Linked DNA regions of Homo sapiens: all the other regions are linked to region 2. A link is an interaction called in ENCODE POLR2A ChIA-PET data of the cell type or tissue named here. Cell type or tissue: MCF 10A. All regions are shown on one strand. Region 1 overlaps RIN2 (Ras and Rab interactor 2). Region 2 overlaps RIN2 (Ras and Rab interactor 2). Region 3 overlaps RIN2 (Ras and Rab interactor 2). Region 4 has its middle 21 kb from the start of RIN2. Region 5 overlaps RIN2 (Ras and Rab interactor 2). Region 6 overlaps RIN2 (Ras and Rab interactor 2).

Evidence for each region. Peaks named below come from ENCODE experiments on the same cell type or tissue, not always from the same donor. Only the 100,000 strongest peaks of a DNase experiment are listed, where the experiment ranks them.
Region 1: POLR2A ChIA-PET joins it to region 2 with 10 read pairs; 9 of 35 experiments call an interaction of 5 or more read pairs at or near these places.
Region 3: POLR2A ChIA-PET joins it to region 2 with 18 read pairs; 10 of 35 experiments call an interaction of 5 or more read pairs at or near these places.
Region 4: POLR2A ChIA-PET joins it to region 2 with 72 read pairs; 3 of 35 experiments call an interaction of 5 or more read pairs at or near these places.
Region 5: POLR2A ChIA-PET joins it to region 2 with 23 read pairs; 10 of 35 experiments call an interaction of 5 or more read pairs at or near these places.
Region 6: POLR2A ChIA-PET joins it to region 2 with 54 read pairs; 10 of 35 experiments call an interaction of 5 or more read pairs at or near these places.

Annotation. Positions count from the first base shown.
Region 1 is chr20:19,826,764-19,830,763 of GRCh38, forward strand. The region is part of intron 2 of RIN2 (Ras and Rab interactor 2); the gene reads left to right. Among named protein-coding and RNA genes, the nearest start is that of RIN2, 71 kb to the left of the region's middle. RefSeq lists a silencer at 1,658-1,827. In MCF 10A, a CTCF peak has its summit at 1,686; a DNase peak (open chromatin) is centred at 1,678.
Region 2 is chr20:19,973,710-19,977,709 of GRCh38, forward strand. RIN2 (Ras and Rab interactor 2) reads left to right here. Exons shown (of 13, transcript NM_018993.4): 9 at 945-2,078. Among named protein-coding and RNA genes, the nearest start is that of NAA20, 42 kb to the right of the region's middle. In MCF 10A, no CTCF peak of the experiment used is centred here; DNase peaks (open chromatin) are centred at 472, 1,552, 3,262 and 3,532.
Region 3 is chr20:19,805,533-19,809,532 of GRCh38, forward strand. All of the region lies in intron 2 of RIN2 (Ras and Rab interactor 2), which reads left to right. It also overlaps the pseudogene LOC100421663. Among named protein-coding and RNA genes, the nearest start is that of RIN2, 49 kb to the left of the region's middle. In MCF 10A, no CTCF peak of the experiment used is centred here; a DNase peak (open chromatin) is centred at 1,749.
Region 4 is chr20:19,735,019-19,739,018 of GRCh38, forward strand. No RefSeq gene overlaps it. Among named protein-coding and RNA genes, the nearest start is that of RIN2, 21 kb to the right of the region's middle. In MCF 10A, no CTCF peak of the experiment used is centred here; DNase peaks (open chromatin) are centred at 663 and 2,233.
Region 5 is chr20:19,907,621-19,911,620 of GRCh38, forward strand. The region is part of intron 3 of RIN2 (Ras and Rab interactor 2); the gene reads left to right. Among named protein-coding and RNA genes, the nearest start is that of NAA20, 110 kb to the right of the region's middle. In MCF 10A, no CTCF peak of the experiment used is centred here; a DNase peak (open chromatin) is centred at 2,321.
Region 6 is chr20:19,813,442-19,817,441 of GRCh38, forward strand. All of the region lies in intron 2 of RIN2 (Ras and Rab interactor 2), which reads left to right. Among named protein-coding and RNA genes, the nearest start is that of RIN2, 57 kb to the left of the region's middle. In MCF 10A, no CTCF peak of the experiment used is centred here; DNase peaks (open chromatin) are centred at 2,310 and 3,790.

The DNA.
Region 1 (4,000 bases), 150 kb before region 2:
GGTGGCAATCCATCAACTGTGGCTCCTGTGTGCAGGCATTTAACTATTTTCTTGTCATCCTCTTAGGCACAAATTTTTTTCTTGCTAAAAAGGTGTCATTATTTGTCAACTCCCTATTTGAAATTCAGATCCATGCAACAGTTTTTTTCTAATTTTATTTTTGTTATTGTTGGTGGTGGTGGTGGTGGTTTTTCTATTCGTTTGGTTTTGGGTTTTTTTTTTTTTTTTTGAGACAGAGTTTCGCTCTTGTTGCCCAGGCTGGAGTACAGTGGTGCAATCTAAGCTTACTGCAACCTCCGCCTCCTGGGTTCAAGTGATTCTCCTGCCTCAGACTCCCGAGTAGCTGGGATTACAGGCATGTGCTACCATACCTAGCTAATTTTTGTATTTTTAGTAGAGATGGGGTCTCGCCATGTTGGCCAGACTGGTCTCCAACTCCTGACCTCAGGTGATCTGCCTGCCTCGGCCTCCCAAAGTGCTGGGATTACAGGCGTGAGCCACCACACCCCGCCTTTTTCTAATTTTCTAGTCTAATAGCCCTGCGAAGTACATAAGGAATATGGCTAAACTGACATAGCTTGTCTTGGGAAACCCAAACTGGACCCTGGGCTTGACCACGTTTTGGCTAAGATACACCATCTTGCAAAGAATTCCAAGAGCAATCATCTCTCAAATGGCCCTGGAGCCCACAGCTTCATAGCTGGAGAAGTCTACTGCCTTCTCTGTTTTTGAAGCCAAGGACCAACATTATCTACCAGCTTTGTCCAGCCCTCTTTAATTCTCCTGAGTGCTTGAAGGTGATCACAAATAATCTCACATGCATTTAACTTATAACCATAGTGTGGCAGTGAGTCCTCCAGATTGGAAAAGAAAATGCCTATAGAAGATCCAGGTACGCCCTTATGACCGCCAAATTGACTTCAGGATCCAGTCCCGCTTTTTAATGCTGGTCTCCTCTTCCTGTCTTACAGCCTTTAGGTGTTCAGCTGATGTAAATTAATTGCTCCCATTGTCAAGGACTTTAGTAGGTTTGCTTTTCTTTTTTTCTTTTTTTTTTTTTTTGCTGCTAGTCAACCACATTGTGTTCCAAAAGTACCTTTAAAAAGGTATTTTATGGTTTTATTTAGCTTTGTTTTATTTGTAAAATACCCTTCTCCTGGGCTGTAGGCTTCTAGGCATTATTCACACAGATCCAGCACACTGTTTGGGGTACACTTAAGCCTCTAGAGCCCTTACCCATATTTGCATGCTGCCCAGCTGTGAGTTCATTGCAAAGGTGCAGACTCACCTGCTTGTGATACCTCTCCCTCTTAGCTACTGACTTATTTGTGGTGTCAGAACCCCATTTTCAAGAACTTCCCATTCTGTTTGATGGGAACGAGGGCACTTTTTATAGACTCCAACTCACCTTTAAACTTTGTGAAATCTCTGTTTGTAAACCACAAAATTTATCAGCACAACTGAGTTTCCCATTCCTAGCTTTTGTGAACATAAGGATGACATAAGAATTTCCTCTTACAATGCCTCTCACTTCCACTTCCCCAATCAGTTCCTCCCCGTGAATCGGAAGTAAGTTGAGAATAGCAGCTCCACCCACAGCTTTCTGATCCTTCTGAGGGCTGAATCTGCCCACAAGTTAGGTCAAGTGTGTGTCAGAAATGGTTTTTATCACAGAGACACTATGAGAATATGTGCGGACAGCTGAGTCTGCCACCTGTCTTTCTGCCTGATTTCTGCAGCAGGAATGAATCACTCACTTCCTGCGTTGATGGTGGCTGTGGCATCCTGTCATCACAGTAGCCCTTTTATTCTATTCCTCCATTCATCTCCATTATCTTCTAATATGAAAACCATTATGTAGGTGCATAGATTTATTTGTCCTTGACTTAACAGAGACAGCTTAGTACTCTCCAAAAGAAAAGAAAAAATATGTTTCTTATGAATGGAACATGATAAAATATGCCATCTCTTGGTTGCATTCTAACCGAGTGTCCCATTCCCTGTGATCTTGCTGACTCCTAGGAAGTTCTGCAGAGCTGATCATTTCCTCCACCATCCTAGGTCCATTTTTGCTTGTTCTGCTCTGTATGATCATTGGGATGGTCCAACCGGCTACGTCGTCTGAGGCTCCCTTTGCTAACTGGCTTCCTGCTAGGCTTGGTTTGGCTCATGTGAAGCCCTGGTTGATAGGGTGGGTGGAAGGAAAGGAAAAGCCAGGGCATTTCACCACGTTTAATATACTAATGATTCAAATTTGTGCCTCAGCAAACATGCAGATTACCTGGGATCCTCAGCAGAGAATAATAGCTACCTCTGGAAATAGTAGGCTCATGAATGCTAAGAGGCTACTGAAATTGCCACCTATATGATGGGACGCTTTGGGTGAGAGGTTCATGGAGGTTCTGATTGATTGGGTTCTTGAAGAGTACATGAGCATTTTCCTGGCAGATCTACTCATGACAGACATCCCAGGAAGACAGAAGAGAAGATGAGCAGTTATGGAAACCCAAAGTTGTATGGCGTGCTTGCAAATTGGATTAACTTATTAATTTGTAGGACTTTGGGGGCATGATAGGAGATGAAGCCAAAAAAAGAAAAAAAAATGGATTGAATCCAGTATATGAAGGACCCTCTGTAATAACTATGCTTTCTCCCAGGGGTGAGTTCACAGGAGCAACAGAGAGCTCTAGAGTGAGGAGGGTGGGAAGAACAATTTTGTATATCATCTACGTTGTATACTGGGCTTCTATAGGCTGTTGTGTTTGATGAAAGTGTGCCGGCTTAAAAAGTTCAAAAATCCACTGTTGTGACTATAGGAAATGTATTGGTCAGGGTTTTTAGATGCATACTAGAGAATCGCCTCTAGCTGGTTTAGGCAGGGAGGGGTACTGAGGAACAGAGTTCCCAAAGTCAAGGGATGGATCAAGCAGTGGGGTTTAGGCTGGGCTTCCCAAGTGACTCCCAGAATGGCCCACCAGAATCAGCCCACCAAGGGGTTGGCCACTACGGAAGGGGTCAGGAAGCTGCTGAATTGGGAGACCCCCTCAGGGCTGCTGCTCAGAGCAACTCCAGCTCTGCCATGGCCCCTGACCACAAAATGATGCCCCTGACTCTGTCTCATTCCCTGCATCACTCAGTTCCCAACAAAGCCTTGTGGGAGCCCATCTGCGTGGTAGAATCTAAATCACGTAGCCATATCCCAGCAGCAAGGAGGCCAGAAAATGAGGTTTCTGTTGTCTTATTTTTGCATCGTATGTTGGAAAGACAGAAATTATCCTGAACGACACTATCAAAATACGGATTGTGATCAAAAGATTTGGGGGATACCCAAATGATAGCAGTCCACCTCAGGAAGACATATTTTCCAAAGGAAGGGAGAGTAGGATGAAATTTGCATTTTAAAATATCATTTTTATGAAACCATTTGTTTTTTAGCCAAGGCCAATCCTGATGACTGTGTGAGGTCATGAGACTGCTGGTTTCTCTAACTAGCTTCACATTTTTTTTTACCAAGTTCTCTAAAGCCAAGCTAGCTTTTCATTAACTTTTATGCCAGGCCTCAAATCTTCTTTTACTTACATGGCATGACCTTAGAATCCTTTCTTGGCCTCTCTTTCATGCTTCATTCTTGTGCAGTTTGGTGAAGACCCCCTGCACTCTCAGGTGTAGCATCTTCCTGCCACATGAGGGATACCTTAATAATATGACCATCAGCCACAAGCCTCAGCCCTTTCCAATGTCATGTCCCACAGTGCATAACATACCAGCAAATGTTTATCACAACCTACTCAAGGCCAGTCATTCAGTTTCCAGGACTCTCAATGAGGTTGGGCCGGAATTTCCTGTTGCTGTGGAATAAAGCATGAACAACTGCCACATGATGTGTTGCTAAAATGAATGCAGTATCATTAGCATGGTGGACACTGTGATGCACCACCAGATGCCCCTTAAGGAGGGACTTGTTGCCCGGCTGCTGGGAGTGCTGACCATGGGGAGTCTA
Region 2 (4,000 bases):
ACCTGGGAGGTGGTGGTTGCAGTGAGCCAAGATCGTGCCACTGCACTCCAGCCTGGGCGACAGAGCAAGACTCCGTCTCAAGGGAAAAAAAAAAAAGAATAACCTATCCCAAATGGAAATTATAACAGGCACCACTGATCACAGCACTACCTCCCTCAACTTACATGGAACACTGAGACTCATCTGCAAGAGGAGACACAGGCAGTACAGATCAATAAGCAATCTGCACTACTTCGCAGAGCATTGCATATTTATGAGCATGGTGAGGAGGTTATATAGGATTTGGGAAGGAGGGACTCCAAACCACAAAGGTAAATGGTTGGGCCTGCACTGCACATTAAGCTTGCTGTGGTTTTTCTGCTGATGGGACCCATGAATGTAGTTTTCCTCCTTTGGTGGTTTTAATGCTGAATGTGTAAAACCCTAGGCAGATTGTGTAACATCCCCCAGGCCCAGCTGCTGGTCCTGCCCATTAAAGGGGAACTTCAAGGCCCGATTCCTTGGCTGGCAGCTGCACTGTGGAGGGCATCCCAGGAGAAGTTGTTGGGAAAGGGTGGTGTTGCTTTGTAAGTCGGTTCAGTTTTTGTAAAGCAAGTCAGGAAGCCCCAGTGACCTTTTTTGAGCTTATACTGGAGCAATTCCAGTTCCTTTTTTTCTTCCAACTTACCTGTGAAAAGGCAGGGCTGGAATCCTATGTTGGCCAAGCCATTTCTCCAGGGCTTTGAAGGTGACAGACCCCTGGAGCCTTCCTGTGAGCCCACAGCTGGGCCTGGCAGCCTTTCTGCCCTTTCCAGTAAAGGAATGCAGTAAACCTGAGTACAACGCACCCCCTACCCCACCCCGCAAGACTCGCGTTGTCATGCAGTGTGCTTTTTTTAATTTGTGAAGGAATGGTCTGAGTGTACCGTATTTACATTCTTGTGTTCACTGATAATGACTTTCAGATTTCTGGAGCTCCCCAGCTGACAGCAAACCCCCGAACCTTCCACCTCCCCATAGGCCTCTTTCCTCCGACGGTGTCTGTCCTGCCTCCCTGCGTCAGCTCTGCCTTATAAATGGAGTGCATTCTATCAAAACCAGGACGCCTTCAGAGCTGGAGTGCAGCCAGACCAACGGGGCCCTGTGCTTTATTAATCCCCTTTTCTTGAAAGTGCACAGCCAGGACCTCAGTGGAGGCCTGAAACGGCCGAGCACAAGGACTCCCAACGCGAATGGCACGGAGCGGACTCGGTCCCCCCCACCCAGGCCCCCGCCACCCGCTATTAATAGTCTCCACACAAGCCCTCGGCTGGCCAGGACTGAAACCCAGACGAGCATGCCAGAAACAGTCAACCATAACAAACATGGGAACGTAGCTCTGCCTGGAACGAAACCAACTCCCATCCCTCCACCCCGGCTGAAGAAGCAGGCTTCTTTTCTGGAAGCAGAGGGCGGTGCAAAGACCTTGAGCGGCGGCCGGCCGGGCGCAGGCCCGGAGCTGGAGCTGGGCACAGCTGGCAGCCCAGGTGGGGCCCCGCCTGAGGCCGCCCCGGGGGATTGCACAAGGGCCCCGCCGCCCAGCTCTGAATCACGGCCCCCGTGCCATGGAGGCCGGCAGCGGCTGAGCGACATGAGCATTTCTACTTCCTCCTCCGACTCGCTGGAGTTCGACCGGAGCATGCCTCTGTTTGGCTACGAGGCGGACACCAACAGCAGCCTGGAGGACTACGAGGGGGAAAGTGACCAAGAGACCATGGCGCCCCCCATCAAGTCCAAAAAGAAAAGGAGCAGCTCCTTCGTGCTGCCCAAGCTCGTCAAGTCCCAGCTGCAGAAGGTGAGCGGGGTGTTCAGCTCCTTCATGACCCCGGAGAAGCGGATGGTCCGCAGGATCGCCGAGCTTTCCCGGGACAAATGCACCTACTTCGGGTGCTTAGTGCAGGACTACGTGAGCTTCCTGCAGGAGAACAAGGAGTGCCACGTGTCCAGCACCGACATGCTGCAGACCATCCGGCAGTTCATGACCCAGGTCAAGAACTATTTGTCTCAGAGCTCGGAGCTGGACCCCCCCATCGAGTCGCTGATCCCTGAAGACCAAATAGGTAAGTACCCTCTTTTTTAAAATATAAAATCTATTGTAACTCTGTCCGGGCAGTGCAACCTATGTTTGTTATTTTTTATGAAGTTTACTCCGAAGTTCAAAACAACACCCAGCTCCACCTTCTCTCCCGGTTTGAATGGAAAAATCAGTTTCTCAAAGTAGCTGCTGACTGCCAGACTCAAAAATGTCTTCGGGAGTGACAGATTGGAGCTGCACAGTGATTCTGTTCAGGGATGGAGTTTGGTCCTCTGTGGGTCCAGCTGCCGCCTGCTGTGGTAACGTGTGTGTGTTACATGTGCCGGGTGTTTCTGGACGCGTGCTTCTCTGCAGGCTGTGCATACATACAAAGGTAGTTTTGTTATCTTCTGAGAGGCAGTGGGTATTTTGTTCTGTCTTGGTTGCAAGTAAACTTTTTATTGAGGTGTAGCATATGTTCAGAGAGCACAAAACTCACGTATGCATTGGAATGAGTTTCCACCGCAAGCTTACCTGTGGGACAACTACCAACCCCTGGATAAGCAGAACCTGACCAGCATCTAGGGACCCCGGGCCCCCTGTTCTCCCTCAAGGTTACCATCCTGCTGGCTCCTCATCCCATACACTTCTGTAAGCAGCACGGCTTGGGAGTAAGCAAAAACTGAAAAAGACAAGTTTGTTTTGTGTAACTTTAAAATAAGTAACATAGTTTGGAGGTCACATGAAAGGTGTTTTCTCCAACTTCAAGGGGAAATTCTTTCTTTATAATCTCATTTAAAGGATGAGTTGCTAATGGTTACTTTGGCCAAGGCAAATTTGAATTTGGCAAGCAGTCTTTTCTTCCAGGGTGAGAATGTTGAAGGTTCTTTGTTTGTTTGTTTGTTGTTTTTAATTTTAGAAGGTTGACTCTTGAAGGTTAATTTCAGAGACTTTATTCACCAGGCAGCAGGAGCCTTTGGAGCTACCAAACATTTCCAGGCGGTTCAGAAGCTACACCCCAATTTTTTCTTTCTGATTGGGTCCATTTGTTGAAAGTAGTAAACAGTGTGTGATAGAGGGCTCTTTCTCTTTCTCTGTCTCTCTCTCTCTCTCCTCTCTTTTTTCTCGTTTAAGTGATTTTCAGCAGCTCTTTGATTTTCTCACAAAGGAATCAAAGCCTTGTTTGTTTTCTTGTGGTTTGACTGAGGCCAGGCCTGGTTGATCAGGGCGTGGTTAAAGCTGGGGTGTTGCTGGAGTGAGTGGCTAAAGGAATGTGCCCTTGTGAGGTGCCTTCTAATTGAAAAAGACATCAAGGAGACAGCAGAATATCCACACAGGCTGCCTTTTTCCCCATCCCACCAGAGACCCGCTCTCAAGGGAGACCATATCTGACTCAGTATTAACAGAAACCCAACCTGCAGGAGAAGCTTCCTCTTAGGGGCTGGGGTCAGAGGGGGGTGCAGCCAGGCAGGGGCTGATGTCAGGCCTGAGCTATGTGGCCAGCGGCGCCAACCAGCCCACAGTGCCTGGCCTTCCCTCCCTGCTGATGCTGTAAGAACCAACCCAAGTTAGTCCCGGGAAGCTCTTCAGCCAGCTCCTTTTGTAGTTAAATTCGGATGTGGTACTTGCTCTTAGAACTCAAGGACTCACTCATTTTCTCCAAAAAACATGCTAAAATTATGTATTTCACTACTCTAGAAGGATGCAGCCTTTAATTTAAAATGATTTATGGAGCTTCGAGTATAAGCCCGGCAGCCTGTCCAAGCTATTCCAGTGGGTCCTCACCTCACCCCTGTGAACAGGCATCGTCATCCCTTAAGGATTGGAGGAAGGCAAGGAGGGCTCTGCCAGGCCATGCCATTTGTCTGACAGCCACACTCTCTAGTAAACTAGCAGGTGCGGTATTTGAACTTCCATTGGATCAGAAGCCCACGTTTGCTGAGCTCACTGTTCTGCTGCTGCTGCTTG
Region 3 (4,000 bases), 170 kb before region 2:
CTGGGATTACAGGCACGCACCACCACACCCAGCTAATTTTTGTATTTTTAGTAGAGACAGGGTTTCGCCACGTTGGCCAGGCTGGTCTCAAACTCTTGATCTCAGATGATCTGCCCGCCTTAGCCTCCCAAAGTGCTGGGATTACAGGCATGAGCCACTGCGCCTGGCCCAAGTTACAAGGACTTTTTTTTTTTTAATTATTATACTTTAAGTTCTGGGGTACATGTGCAGAACATGAAGGTTTGTTACATAGGTATACATGTGCCATGGTGGTTTGCTGCACCCATCAACCCGTCATCTACATTAGGAATTTCTCCTAATGCTATCCCTCCCCCAGCCCCCAACCTCCAACAGGCCACAGTGTGTGATGCTCCCCTATCCTGTGTCTATGTGTTCTCATTGTTCAGCTCCCACTTATGAGTGAGAACATGCAGTGTTTGGTTTTCTGTCCTTGTGATAGTTTGCTGAGAATGATGGTTTCCATCTTCATCCATGTCCCTGCAAAGGACATGAACTCATCCTTCTTTATGGCTGCATAGTATTCTATGGTGTATATGTGCACCACATTTTCTTTATCCAGTCTATCATTGATAGGCATTTGGGTTGGTTCCAAGTCTTTGCTATTGTGAACAGTGCTGCAATAAATGTGAGTGTGCATGTGTCTTTATGGTAGAATGATTTCTAATCCTTTGGGTATATACCCAGTAATGGGATTGCTGGGTCAAATGGTATTTCTAGTTCTAGTTCCTTGAGGAATCGCCCCAGTGTTTTCCACAATGGTTGAACTAGTTTACACTCCCACCAACAGTGTAAAAGCGTTCCTATTTCTCCACATCCTCTCCAGCATCTGTTGTTTCCTGACTTTTTAATGATCGCCATTCTAACTGGCGTGAGATGGACTTTTTAAAAAGCAACGATGAACATCATGATTATATCCTGTACGTTGCCACCCATTTTTCCAGGGAAGGAAAGAGGAGAAACCTACTATAAACTATTCCCCCTGGCTTCCTGTACTTCCCCTTTGCTCTGGCATCAGCTTTTACGTGTGCAACAAAACATCTCCAAACTCAGTAGGAAAACTGAGCTGGGTGTGATGGCTCACACCTGTAAACCTAGCACTTTGGGAGGCTGAGGTGGGATGATTGCCTGAGCACAGAAGTTTGAGATCAGCCTGGGTAACATGGTGAAACCTCATTTCTACAAAAGATAACAAAAATTAGCCAGGCATGGTGGTGTGCATCTGTAGTCCTAGCTAATAGGCAAGCTAAGGTGGGAGGATTGCTTGAGTCCAGGAGCTCGAGGCTACAGTGAGCCAGCCTGGGCAACAGAGTAAGATCCTGTCTCAAAAAGAAAAAGACAAGAAATTGATAATAAATATCTGTTTAGCTCATGCAAACAGAGGTTAGCTGGGATCTGGCAGATCTAGGTTGGGCTCAGCTAGGTGACGCTGCTTCCTGCACAGGTTCAGCTAGGCTTGGCTTCCCACTGATGTCTGGGTTCAGGCCAGCAACACTTAGCACACGCTAAGTCCAGGTTGGTGGGCATGGCTACCTGAGGAAAGCTCTCCTGTGACAATGGCAAAAGTGCATGAGTATAAGTGGAAGCCCAAGAAACCTTGTAAAGCTTGTGCTTGGAATCGGCACACTGACATTTTTGTATTATTCTATTAGCCAAAGCAAGTCACATGGCCAAACCTAAGTCAAGAGGCAGAGAAATGTGTTCTGCCTTTGCTGGAGGAGTTTCCACTGTTGACCTTGGCTTAAGACCAATAAGGCAATCTACCATGCTTCCTCTATCTTATGCCAAATTGGGCAAACATGATGTGAAATTTAAGTCTTTGCCAGTGCTAGTTTTAGTTATCACTTTTGGCAAAATCCCAAAACCTTAATGATATTCTAAGTTGTTATTAATGGGAGATGAGATGATACTAAAAGCTGCACACCCTAAGGCTCCAGGAATCTCTTTATCTCAGACCTGAGCTGGGAATTGTTACTTTATCTTGTATGATGGCTTTGTTCACCTTAGAATTATGAAGTGTTTGGAGATGGTGAGCTTGTTCCTCCACAGTGACAACCTGTTAGCACTTCAGCAGCTGCCTCAAATGATCAGACTTGGATTCAGCACACACCAGTTGCCCAAACTTGTCAGAATGAAATAAAAGCAGCAAGTAGAATGAATAAATTGTCAGTCATATTGATGTGTGTGTTTTCCTAAATTTTAGGAGAAGGTTTTGGATTCTGCAAAAATGCCTTTTCTGTGCTTCTCTCAATACCTTGGCTCTCTCATCTGGCATGGATGCAGTTTAGCTGGAAGGAGAAGAGGCAAAGCTTTTATGTTGGTTGGAATTTGCAGCCTTAAATTTACAGGACTTTTTCCAACTTAGCATGGAAAAGACTTGCAGTTTTATGCTTTTTGTGAGTTATAAGTCATAAAGCATATGCTAGGGGTGGCATCACTGTTGTGTTCTTGGCCATCTAAAGAAGGTCTGCGGAAGAAACCTAAGCCTTAAATGATTAAATGTCTTTCCAAACACTCATAAGTTATTTATACTGTGTCCTTGCATTGGCTAAGCAAGCAAGCAAATGAACCCAGACGTTGATGCTAGTGTCTTACAGTGCATTCTAATTAAACTATGAATGAAATCATATGCCTTATGCGTGCCGTTAAGATGCCTGCATGCTTAGTGGCTTGCTTCTGTTTGTATAAATTCACAGGCCACACCTGGCAGTCACAGGCCGCCCCTCTCCTCCCTGAGCCTGGTCCCCAGCAGGGCCAGAGAGGCCGCCATGGCCCAGTAGGAGTCAGGGGAAGGGGAGTCGGGTGAAGGAAAGCTGAGAATAGGATCTTGTGTAGACACAGGCTGTGGCATGGCCCTGCTTTGACCATCTAGCTGGGCTGTAGGGCCTGTTGGGGCCTGGAGTGGCCTCAGCTCGGGTCTGCCATGAGCTCTTTCCACTCCCCGAAGGCCCTGTATAAGTAATGTCATTTTCTATTTGCACAGCAAAATCAGGGACACAGTTTTCTAAAGCACGAGGTGCCTCCCCTCCCCCAGTCCAATGGATGGTCTACCCTGGTTGGTGGGCCCCTGTTTGTGTCAGAGACAGAACACTCCGCAGGGTTCCGGTTAGCTGTCCACAGGTCACTGGCAAGTGGAAACAGAGCAGCAGAGCCCTCTGGAGCCACGGAAGGCCTGCTGCTCGCCACGCAATATCTACTCAGCTGCTGCTGGCCCCCTGGGGGTGGCATTGCTAGTGATGTATAGAATCCTGGGACTAGTGCCAGCGACCCTAGGGATACCCTGGGTGATCTGGACATGCACTGTTATGGTGGCCTTTATGGTCAGGAGACGACATGCAGTGAAAAGAAGGGCAGAGCCGGCCTAAAGGGATGCGGTCCAGGGCGTGGTCCAAGGAAAGGCCAGAGCCAGGATGCAGTCAGCACCCCAGGCTGGTGGGGGGCCTCATGTCACCCATGCCACAGGCCAGTCCTGGATTGCTCCAAACCCTCTGCCTAGGGTTCTGAATGAAATAAGCAGGTCTTTCCCATCAGGACCTAGGTGAGCTTCTGAAAAAAGCATCAAAAAGGAAGCCTCCTGAACTTCCCCAAGTGACTGATGCAAACCACGTCCATATACTTCACAGCTGGGGCAGAAGATCAGGGGAAAATTGCGGATGATCTGAATGATAGCAGTGACCACCAGCAACCTACAGAGCTGCCCAACCAGGAAATTGTCAGATGGAAGCAACGCTTGCAGGCAAAGAAGGCTGAAGCAGGCCAAGGCAGGAATGAAACAGTCATAAATGTTGGAGTGAAGCGACTGACCTCCCCGGTCCACACCCCGGCCCAGCGTCCTGCATCTGCTGGAGGATGGTGGAGACCATGTGGAGGATGGGGACTTGGCAGTGGAGGAGAACATGGAAGCAGGATATGGCAGTCCCCTAGCGTCCCAGCCACAAGTCCTCTGAAGAGTGTGGATGACGATGGTGACTTAGGTGCATCC
Region 4 (4,000 bases), 240 kb before region 2:
TAAGTCAAGGGTATCCGTGTGTATTACAAGACTTGCCAAATGTGGACAGACAAGAGTTATGGAGAGCAACACATTTGAAACTGGGGATAGATTGGTACAGTTTAAAGGGCAAAAGGGTCATCTTTTAGTTCCAATAAGCCTTTGTTTTGATGGGGCAGAGGAGAAACTAGAGAGCTCAATTAAAAGATAAAGATTTAACTCAAGGTGTTTCCTACTTGATTTTCAAATTCATTCCAGTTGTTTCTTTAGAAGGGGACTCACATCAGATATCTTGCTAGTATAGAAAGTTCCTAAGCTGTACTGACAAACAAAACAGGCCTGTAGCCCTGCGACACTGTGCTTTACTTGCAAGATAAGGGGCTAAGGGAATGGGGGACAAAAAACAAAAAAAAACCTCAACCAAGAAACTCAACACATTTAAAAAAGGGGGCAGAAAATAGGACAAGGAAAAAAGTGGTTTATGTAACAGCAATTTTTTGTAATAAGTGTGGGGACGGGTCCCATCGGGACGACATTAGGCTGTTAATTTTGAAATAATCATTGGAACCCAGCTGGATAGCAGCAAGATTTGACGCCAGGAGCAAACACAGCCAGGAAGTGGAGGAGCAGATGACTCAGCCCACAGGGCACCAGAGGCGGGGATAATTTCTTTGCCCAGGGGAGTAGCAGTAGTCATCTGTTGTGTAGGCATTACCAAGTTCAATTGTGTGAGCGAGAATGGAAATCTGTTCTTCTGCAGCTTGTGAAAGAAATTAATCACAGCTCTCTGCATGACAAATTTTGGATTTTAGTTCACACAGTCCCTGAATTTTCCTTCAGGTTAAATTTTCCTTTCCTTGGGACCTCGTGTTGCCTTTACTACAGCCCAACTCTCTCTTGCCCATTTTGCACCCCAATCCAAATATAAAACAAAACAACTGGGAATTGGTTCTAAATGCCCCTTTCACATCTGCTCAGGCCATCATTACAGAATTTCATTTGCAAAAAAAAATCCAGATGAAACCAAATGAGGCATTTTATTCTGGCATTTCATTTTATTCTACATACAGATAACGACAGGGCAGTGAGGAGTTTTGGTCTGTGGCCTCTTCCCAGGACTAACAAGAGCCTGACACAAGAAAACACACCCTTGGTGCTTTTATTAATAACTTTTTTTTTTTTTTTTGAGATGGAGTCTTGCTCTGTCGCCAGGCTGGAGTGCAGTGGCTCGATCTCGGCTCACTGCAAGCTCTGCCTCCTGGGTTCAAGCGATTCTCCTGCCTCAGCCTCCTGAGTAACTGGGACTACAGGCACGCGCCACCATGCTCGGCTAATTTTTGTATTTTTAGTAGAGACAGGGTTTCACCATGTTGGCCAGGATGGTCTCGAACTCTTGACCTCTAGTGATCTGCCCACCTCAGCCTCCCAAAGTTCTGGAATTATAGGAGTGAGCCACCGTGCTCGGCCTTAATAACCTTTTATATGTTGGGTACGGTTTTTCACCTTTGTAATCCCAGTGCTTTGGAAGGTCAAAGCCAGAGGATTATTTGAGGCCAGGCTTTGGAGACCAGCCTGGGCAACATAGCAAGACCCTATCTCTACAGAAAATTTAAAAATTAGCCAGCCATGGTGGCATGCACCTGTAGTGTAGTTCTGGCTACTTGGGAGGCTCAGGCAGAAGGATCACTTATGCTCAGGAGTTCGAGGTTGCAGTGAGCTATGATCGTACCACTGCATTCCAGCCTGGGTGACAGTGTGAGACCCTATCTCTAAAAAAAGAAACTAGCAAGAAATAAAAAATAGCATAACCTCTTATAGTCCACCACCAAAACAAGGATACAGATAAAAAGTCCAAAATTGTGTGAAAGCACAATGCTCAAAAATCTTTCCAAGACTACTCTCATGGAAAACTAAAATGAGTGTAGGTTTAGATTTATTAGCTTATTAACACATTAATCAGTAAGATGGTAAATGTAGCTCAAAAAGCATGTTGAGGACATCAGGATGTATAGGTATATACAAAGACTGTGAAGAGTGCTAGATTTGAGACTAATGAATGAGCTCCAATGCAACCACACTCATAACCTCTCGCAGTCTTCATTACCTGATTCAAATGATTTGCCTTTCCCAGACAAGATACACATGTTGAAGTGTAACTTCATAAAGTGTGAGTCCTCCATCAACAGTAAAGAGTGAGTCAGAGGTGCACTCCCTTAGTTCACACAACAATCCTTGGGTGCGTCTGTTGAGCAATGTTTCAGTATGCCACTGAAAGGAGAAACTAACCTTAACCCTAACCTTAACCCTCTCTTGTCTTTATTTCCAAGTGTTGGGTAATTGTGTGAAACTCGTGCTGGTTTCAATTGAAATCATTCGTCATACATGCATGTTCACAAGTGCTTCAGCTAAGCAGGCCTGAAATGCCTTTAGTTTCCTGGAAATTTCGTTAAAAGCCTTTGTCCTTCCTAAAATGTCCCCTTTTGAAATCCTATACTTCAAAGTATCAGCCTTATACTGTATACTTATGTACAGGGTAAGATATTAATTCAAAGAAACAATGCAGGCAGCTAAATTCCTTTCATCTAAACATGCCTTTCTTCTTTCTCCTTGGTGCTACATTTCACTCAAAGCTGCAGGAAAGTATACAGGAAAAATGAGCTGAGTGTGTTCTGCAAATAGGTCAGGCTGAAGCAGGAATGTTTTCCTGTGCTGAATTAAAAGTTTTCTGTTTCATTTATCAGTAGAATTAAAAGTTCTCTGATGTTTCTCTAAGTGTCATACATATACAAAACAGTGTAAAATTGAAAAAAAAAAACCCACATGCTGTATTGTCCATTTCTGTTCTTTGGGACTCTACAGTTTAAAAAAGAAAGAAATTAAAGAATTTTGAAAATAAAAGTTATCTTCAAATATTATCTCTCTTCTTAATGAAATTTTTTACCTTTAAAGCAGATGCAGCAAAGACAAACTTTGGTTATTCTTTTTAAAGAGATATAAACTGATTTGTTTCATGCTTATATGAACCTGATTTCTCTATATTTGTTTTGCCACTTATTATAGAGGAGTATTTGCCTTTATGACTCTTTTTCTTCTTGCATGCACTAATTAGTAGTTTAAGAGAGGTGAAAGCACTTACTTTTCCATTTTTCAGTAATCTGAGTATTTTTAAACCAGTGTTTGTGTATTTTAAAAAGTGGCTATTTGTGAGCCTAAGAAAATTTCACAACACTGTTGCTGAAAGAATAATAATATGTATCACATTTTAGTGTTTAATTATCTTTTAATTTACTTTGATAACTATTCTGGGTTGAATTGTCCCCCCTCCAAAAAAAATTTATGTTAAAGTCCCATCCCTCAGAACCTGTGAATGTGACCTTCTTTGGAAATAGGGACTTTGCAAATATGATCAAGTTAAGATGAGGTCATAGGGGATTGGGGTAAGCGCTAATCCAATGACTGGTGCCCCTTCAAGAAGAGGGAAACATGGGCCGGGCACGGTGGCTCACGCCTGTAATCCCAGCATTTTGAGAGGCTGGGGCGGGTGGATCAGCTGAGGTCAGAAGTTCAAGACCAGCCTGGCCAACATGGTGAAACCCCGTCTCTACTAAAAATGCAAAAATTAGCCAGGCCTGGTGGCGTATGCCTGTAATCCCAGCTACTCGAGGGGCTGAGGCAGGAGGAGTGCTTGAACCTGGGAGGCAGAGGTTGCACTGAGTTAAGATCGCACCATTGCACTCCAGCCTGGGCAACAAGAGCAAAACTCCGTCTCAAAATAAATAAATAAATAAATAGAAGTAAATAATAAAAAGAAGAGGGAAATGTGGCCACAGACACAGAGAGAGAACGCCAGGTGACCTCGGAGGCCGAGAGTGGAGTGATGCTGCCACAAGCCGAGGAATGCCAAGGACTGCCAGCCATCGCCGGAAGCTAGGAGAGAATGGAACAGGTCCTCCCCGTGAGCCCCAAGAAGAAAACAACCCGGACTGATTACGGACTTCTGGCCTCCAGAGCTGTAAGTGAA
Region 5 (4,000 bases), 66 kb before region 2:
AGGGTGGAGGTGGGTCTGGGAAAGCCCCAGGGTCTGAGATAAAGCTGGTGAGTTTGTCCTGGGTATAGCCACAGGGCCTTGCCCAGAGTCCACACACTCACCTTTTCAAACGTAGTAAAAGCCAATATTCCCTTTAATGCATCAAAGATATGTGTACCTCACCTGGGTAAATACTGGTGGAAAGGCCATGGGTTTGTAAGGGCTGCCAATCCCTGTTGCACCATTACCAGCTGCATGACATTAAGCAAACTCTCAGAGCCTCAGTTTCCTCATCTGTAAGGTGGGATTAATAAATCCCTGTCCTATGGTGCTAAGACGATGGAGGATTAAGTGAGACAATGGACAATGCCAGCCATCAAGAAGGCCCCTCCTTAAGGGGCAGCTGCTGTTGGCTGAAGCTGGTTAATGAAGTGTTATTTCTTCACCTTCCTCATGCCTGTAACATTGACCTCTGAGCCTTCACCACAGTCGGGAGAGCTTAGGTCCATGCTCCATCTGTCTGCAGGGCGATCACTTCCAAACCAAAAAAGACTCATCCAAGAGGCATTATGTTGTGTTATGGACATAGGAACTTCAGAGTTTGGACATCGGCCAGGCGCGGTGGCTCACACCTACAATCCCAGCACTTTGGGAGGCCGAGGTGGGCAGATCATGAGGTCAGGAGATCGAGACCATCCTGGCTAACATGGTGAAACCCCGTCTCTACTAAAAATACAAAAAATTAGCCGGACGTGGTGGCGGGCGCCTGCAGTCCCAGCTACTCGGGAGGCTGAGGCAGGAGAATGGCGTGAACCCGGGAGGCGGAGCGTGCATTGAGCTGAGATCGCACCACTGCACTCCGGCCTGGGCCACAGAGCGAGACTCCGTCTCAAAAAAAAAAAAAAAGAAAGAAAGAAAGAGTTTGGACATCAAGGGGGTGGGGAGATAATCCTCTGGTAAGTAAAATAATTCTGTGGAAACAATCTCTCATTCCCAGCATGCAGGTTAATGAAGATTGAGAAAAATTCAAGTAACCCCAAAACATCATCATTTATTTACTAAGACTTCGAGTTTCAAAGTTCAAAGCTTTTCAGAATCAAATTGAAGAGTCAGAAATTACTCACAGGCAGCAGAAGTTGGCGGCCCTCCTTCCATTCTGTTCAGAGATTTGTGGTCACTTGTGGAATATCCACTATTTGGAAAGAGCTGGGCTTAGGGGTGGGCAATGGAAAAAATACACGTGGAACACCACGCCTGTTGTTCAGTTTGTTTGTTTATCTTTGAGATGGAGTTTTGCTCCTGTTGCCCAGGCTGGAGTGCAATGGCCTGATCTCAGCTCACTGCAACCTCTGCCTCCCAGGTTCAAGTGATTCTCCTGCCTCAGCCTCCCAAGTAGCTGAGATTACAGACGCCCACCGCCACTCCCAGCTAACTTTGTATTTTTAGTAGAGACTGGGTTTTGCCATGTTGGCCAGGCTGGTCTCAAACTCCTGACGTCAGGTGATCCACCCACCTGGGCCTCCCAAAGTGCTGTGATTACAGGTGTGAGCCACCGCGCCCAGTCTGCTCTTCAGTTTTTGTTAGTAACCCACTGAGGCCCATAAAACAAACACACCTGTCATCAGAGCAGCCAGCTTTATAATCTCCTCCTCCAATCCCCCTCGTTGTCTCCTCCGTCCCATCATTCACCCCACACATCCTTCCCTGCCCTACCCCCAAGGCAAGATTAAATGCCTTCAGAGGTTCCCAAATACTGAGGAGTTTTGATCCGCCACCACTTATACATAACTAAAAATAATTTCAATTTTTCCCAAGTGACACAGAAGTTACCTATATACTGAAATTGAAATCATTCCTTTCTGGAACTTTCAACAGCCAAGTGCTGGGCAAGTTCATCCGAGATGAGCATTTGTGTGCTTGTGTGCACGTCTCTGTGTTGAGCCCCGGCACACACTCTGCACCCTACTCCCCGCTGGCATGGGATGATTTGGGTTGGAGCAGTTGTGCCCACTATTGTGGGCATCATCATGCTGGTCCCCTTTCACCATCCCACCAAGTTATCTCATCTTTTACAGATGAGGAAACTGAGATCCTGGTAGGTTACAGTCTCGCCGCACAGGTCCCATAGGTAGTAGGAGCCAGCAGAGCTAGTTTCAGGCCAGGTCTGTGTGGTTTCCAGGGCTCATCAGTAAGCTAAACTGGTCTCCTTGGTGGCCACAAGACATTGGCTTCCCCAGAGGCACTCAGCAGGCAGCCTGGGTGTGGTGCGGCTACTAGTAAATGGGGACCATGATGCGGCCATGCCTGGGAGCCCAGCCAGTCTTGAGCAGGAAAAGGTGGGGCCCCTGTGGTAGCTGCACACGCTTCCTCCAGCTTGCATCCCAAGTGTCCATCAACGCAGATTTTGAGGACAAGGCACAGAGCTGGCTGAACTTTTCAAAGAAGAGATTTCCCAACAGGAAGAATGTGCAAAGTGAGCTCTGAAGATGTGCTAGGAGAAATTAAGGAAGTGTTTCCTTGCAACCTGGTTTTTAATCTTGTGTACATTAATTTTTTATTTATTTTAATTTTTTTCATACTTTCTCTCTTTTTTTTGAGACAAGGTCTCACTCTGTCACCCAGACTGGAGTGCAGAGGCACGATCTTGGCTCACTGCAACCTCTGCCTCCCGGGTTCAAGTGATTTCCCCTTGAATCCTGAGTAGCTGGGACTACAGGCATGCGCCACCATGCCCAGCTAATTTTTGTATTTTTAGTGGAGTCAGGGTTTCACCATGTTGGCCAGGCTGGTCTCGAACTCCTCACCTCAAGTCGTCTGTTCACCTTGGCCTCCCAAAGTGCTGGGATTACAGGCATAAGCCACCATGCTTGGCCTTCATACTCTCTTTTTTCTTTTTCTTTTCTTCTTCTTTTTTTTAATCATTCTTGTGTATATTGTTTGAATTTTTTTTTCTCTGTGAGAGGAAGTGAACTTTTTTTTTTTTTTTTGAGATGGAGTCTCACTCTGTCACCCAGAATGGAGTGCAGTGGCGCAGTCTCGGCTCACTGCAGCCTCTGTCTCCTGGGTTCAAGTAATTCTCCTGCCATAGCCTCCCACAGAGCTGGGATTACAGGCGCCCACTACCACGCCCGGCTAATTTTGTATTTTTAATAGAGACAGAGTTTCTCCATGTTGGCCAGGCTGGTCACAAACTCTTGACCTCAAGTGATCCGCCTGCCTCGGCCTCCCAAAGTGCTGGGATTACAGGCGTGAGCCACACCGCACCCAGCCAGGAAGTGAGTTTATTGATATAATTCCAAACTTCCAGAATAGTTGCAAGAAGAGTTCAAAGAACGCTTATATATCCATTACCTTGGTTCCATATGCACCAGTGGTTAACATTTCACTGCCCTTGCTCTGTCATTCTCTTTCTACACACACATACACACACATATGCAGAATTATATAAATATGTAAATTTTTTTTTTTGAGACAAAGTTTCACTCTTGTTGCCCAGCCTGGAGTGCAGTGGTGCAAACTCGACTCACTGCAACCTCTGCGTCCCAGTTTCAAGCAATTCTCCTGCCTCAGCCTCCTGAGTAGCTGGGATTACAGGCATGCACCACCTTGCCCAGCTAATTTTTTAATTTTTTTAGTAGAGACAGGATTTCACCATGTTGGCCAGGCTGGTCTCGAACTCCTGACCTCAGATGATCTGTGCGCCTTGGCCTCCCAAAGTGCTGGGATTACAGGCGTTGAGCCACCGCGCCTGGCCCAAATATGTCAATATTTTACATAAATAGATAATTTTGTCTCTATATAGCTACATATGTAGTCTGTTTTCTGAACCATCTGAAAATACATTGGAGACACACCTGCGACCACACCACCTTATCTCTAAATCCTCCTTGTGTATTTCTGAGGAACAAGGACATTCTCTTGCACAAACAGTAAGTAAAAGACACAAGCCAAAAAGCTATTATACACACACTGATAACACTAATATAACACTCCTCTCTAACCCACAGCTCATTTTCAGAGC
Region 6 (4,000 bases), 160 kb before region 2:
ATGTGAGGCTAGTGGGGCTTAGTAGTGAACAAAAGAGGCAGAGTACTTTCTCCTAAGAGGCTTCCATTCGAGTGGGAGAAATAGATTATAACAATTGGGCAAATGAATACGTAATACATGTCAGGTTATAATAGGAATTACAAAATGAAGTAAAACACAATAAAAAAGTAGAGACAGGTGCATAAAAATTCTGGAAGGATGTACTCCAAATGATTAATAAATAGACCTGTAGCTTTTAAAATTTATGTCTTCTAAATGTTCTGTAACAAACATGTATTTTTTAAAAAAATGAAAAGTTATTTTAAATATATAAAAAGCACTGGGTTTGAATGTCCCACATGATTAATTGTGTCACCTGTTGTATCATAATTTTATTACCAAAAATACTGAAAAAAGTTCAACTGGAAAATAATACATAGTCTTTATTATCTGGGGTGTGGTTTCAACATATTTTAGGAATCTTGATATCTGGAAATATAAATAAATTATAGAAAACTAGACATGTTTATAAAATGCCTTCCAGATGGGTAATTTGAAATGATGAATAATCTCTTCCGGTCTTGGTAAACAGCAAAATGTGCTAAATAGGTCAGAATAGAAAAATAGTCGTATCACGTGCAAGAAACAGAGAACAAAGCATTGGAGCCCAAAATGCTATTTCTAATGCTGCTTTGTTTTGTTATGTTCTTACTGGCAAATGAAGGGCAAATGTGTGTTTACGAGGTCACACAATAAAATATAAAGTGAAAATTTCAGTCATTTGGTTAGCTTGGCCCAAGGAGACTATCAGGCTTGGAAAAATCAGACAAAAATAAATCATGTTAAGTAAGGTCCAATCCAGCCGCTTGCCTGGGGCTCAGCTCCCTGGGGTGTTTGGACCCATGTTTGGTAGGTGGACGTGAGGTCGCGGTGCACACTTGCCCTTTCCCCTCCTCCCACCCCCTCCCCAGTGCTTCCACAAGTCTGACTCTGCCTTGTCACTGATTGACTTTGCCTTCCAAAATGAGATGACATGTTTATTGTCTAACATCATCACTGATTACGACAACAATCACTCACAACAACTGGTGTGGTCACACAACATCTCACCCCAGATGTCCACCTAAATCCTCCACCTCTCATGTGATTAAAGTCATTCAATCTCTGGTCTATAGTAATTTTATATTTTATATTTTGGAGACAGGGTTTTGCCCTTTCATCCAGGCTGGAGTGCAGTGGCACAATCAGACCGCACTGGAACTCCTGGAACTCAAGCATCCTCCCACCTTAGGCTCACAAGTAGCTGGGATTACAGGTGCATGCCATCATACCCAGCTAATTTTTTTTTTTTGTAGAGACATGGTCTTCATATGTTGCCCAGTCTGGCTTTGAACTCCTGGCCTCAAGTGATCCGCCCACCTCAGCCTCCCAAAAAGTATCAGGATTACAGGTGTGAGCCATCATGCCTGGCCCTGGTCTACACTGATTTTAAAATCCACTTGGCCATTTCTGGTGTTAGAATAAACCAAATCCTATCCAAATATTAATTTAATTTTATGTTTTATAAGCTTGATCATGTAATATTTATCCATTTAAGCACCAACAAAGAAACTCAAATTTGTATCTGTGTGGATTATTAACTGGCTCTGAGCTCTATGGCTTTCTGCAGTATTTCCAGCAGGTTTCAAAGTGATCAGTCCTAATAACTCTGAGGTTTGCATTTTGTTTATTTATTTTTTAAATTGCTTGTTGAGTCTAACAACAATGAATCCAACTTGCACTTTCTTATTTTGTGTTCCTAGGTAATTCATTATTGAGAAAGCAATTTATGCTAGTTAAGAGAAGGCCTATAATGAGGCAAGAATTCTGCTTACAAAGGTAAAGTAATTTAAGCAAAAGCTAAAATTTAAAAGTTCGATAGTAGTCAATAAAAATTAAAGAAGTTATACATAGGAATCTTTGAAATTATGTCTAAAGCAATACATTGGCTCCCTTTTTCTTATAACAAAAACCAAGTTCACTGAAAGTAATTTATTTCTTTTTATGGAACTACATTGTGCATTATATGAGTTCAATCTTGCCATCAATAGATTTCTTAGGCTTTGTTTTGAAAAGTTGCTTTTCTTTTTCTTCTTTGGACTTTTCAAAAGCAGAAGTTTCCCTGACATGCTCGGTGTGGTATTTGCTGATGCGTGCATGTGTGTGGTTTTAATTTTTAGGTTTGTTTCCCCTCAACCTTTTCTTTGAGTTAATGTGAATCACAGCTGTATTTTTCATTCCTGAGCACTGTGATTCATTGCCGTTGACTTCCTCTGGAGCCCGCTACACCACAGAGTCCTGTGGGAAACTGATTAGTCACTGCTGAGCAAGGTACCTTGCAAGCCATGGTCAGCATCGGCTCAAACAACTGTCTTTGGGCAACGATGAAAGTTGTTGTAGCATCTTCCTTTGGGAAAGTAAGAAAGCTTCCCTTTAGGGGTTCATATAGTTTGTAGCAATCCATGGATTCATCTTGATAACATACGGGAAAATTTGATGTTGAAAAAGATAAACGTCTTCTTTGGTTAAGAAGATTTTGGGTCACACTTCTGCCTTCAAGAAACAGACATTGATCACAGCCCCTTGCCAGTGGCATATAAATAGTATTTGTGGATAGCTTGAACCTTACTATATTGGTGCAGCTTTGAAAAACTTGGAACAGATTCATTTATCTCAAACATACTTTTATCTAACTTCCTTGAGTCTAATTTTAGAAATTTTCAAGCCAAGGGATTTTTCTTTATAAGCTAGACTTACAAAGAATTCCTAAAGTCATGCCTTAACAGTAATCAATTATTCTCCATAAGTTTCCACTTGCAGTTAGCATTGCTGATTAACAGTTTGTGATCACCTATTCTAAGGGTGGAGAGGCGACCCTACCTCCATTTGATATCACCTAACCTGAAGGGGCTTTGGCGGCTATGTCTGTGATAATGAGAACTCGAATTTTCCTGTTCAGAGTAAAGGCTCTATAAGTTTAAGGAATTGGAGCAGTTTAAGAGCAGGGACAAATGGTTAACCAGTTAAATAAGCCAAACAAGGTGTCAGAAGATCAAATTCTGGTTTGATCCTTGGGTAGCCTTGGGAAAGAATTTTTGCCTTGCTAGGCCTCGGGCTTTTTACGTGTCTGTTAGCATGGAGAGCTTGAGGTGGAAATGCAAACAGAAAACAGTGCACCCGGGTAGAAGTTGCATGTGGTTGCCTTGCAGTTAGAACTGGGTCACACAAACAAAAAGCCTGATCAAATATTTCCTGAACATATAGGAAGTATAATTCCTTAACCTCTGCATAAAAGAGGATTGCCAGCCATATTCTGTTGAGACAAGAGGACATTGATACAATTCCTGATGCATCTGAATAACTGAAAGAAGATTTAGAAAATTTGCAAATTTCAGGATGAATAAGAGAAAAGTAAATAAAAACTAAAAACAAGACAATATTAAGTTGTTCAAGAGAGGAACATTTATCATAATATACTGTGTATTTCAGTGATGAATACAATATTGGCATGATTGCAATATAATCATGTAGAGAAAATGGAGACATAGTCATATAGAGAATGTGGAGACAAGAAGTGTGTACATTTGCTAGAGCTGGGATGGGGGTGGAGGTGGTAGAGTTCAATCCTTGCCTTCCATAATGGGGAATCAACAGTCTAAAACTGAAAATTCCAGAAGTTGCAACACGTGTGTTATTACTTGGAAGTAAATACCAACTGGGTTGGTCCATTCCGGCTGCTCTAACAAAATACCTTAAACTGAGTAATTTATAAACAATAGAAATGTACTGCTCACAGTTCCGGAGCCCGGAAATCCTGAGTTCAAGGTGCTAGCTGACTCAGTCCCTGGGGAAGGCTCACCCTTTCCTTCAAAGATGAAGGTTTCTAGCTGTGTCCTCACTTGGCAGACGGGGCAAACAAGCTCACTCAGGCCTCTTTTATAAGGGCAGTAATCCCATTCATGAGAGCTTCACTCAAGACCTA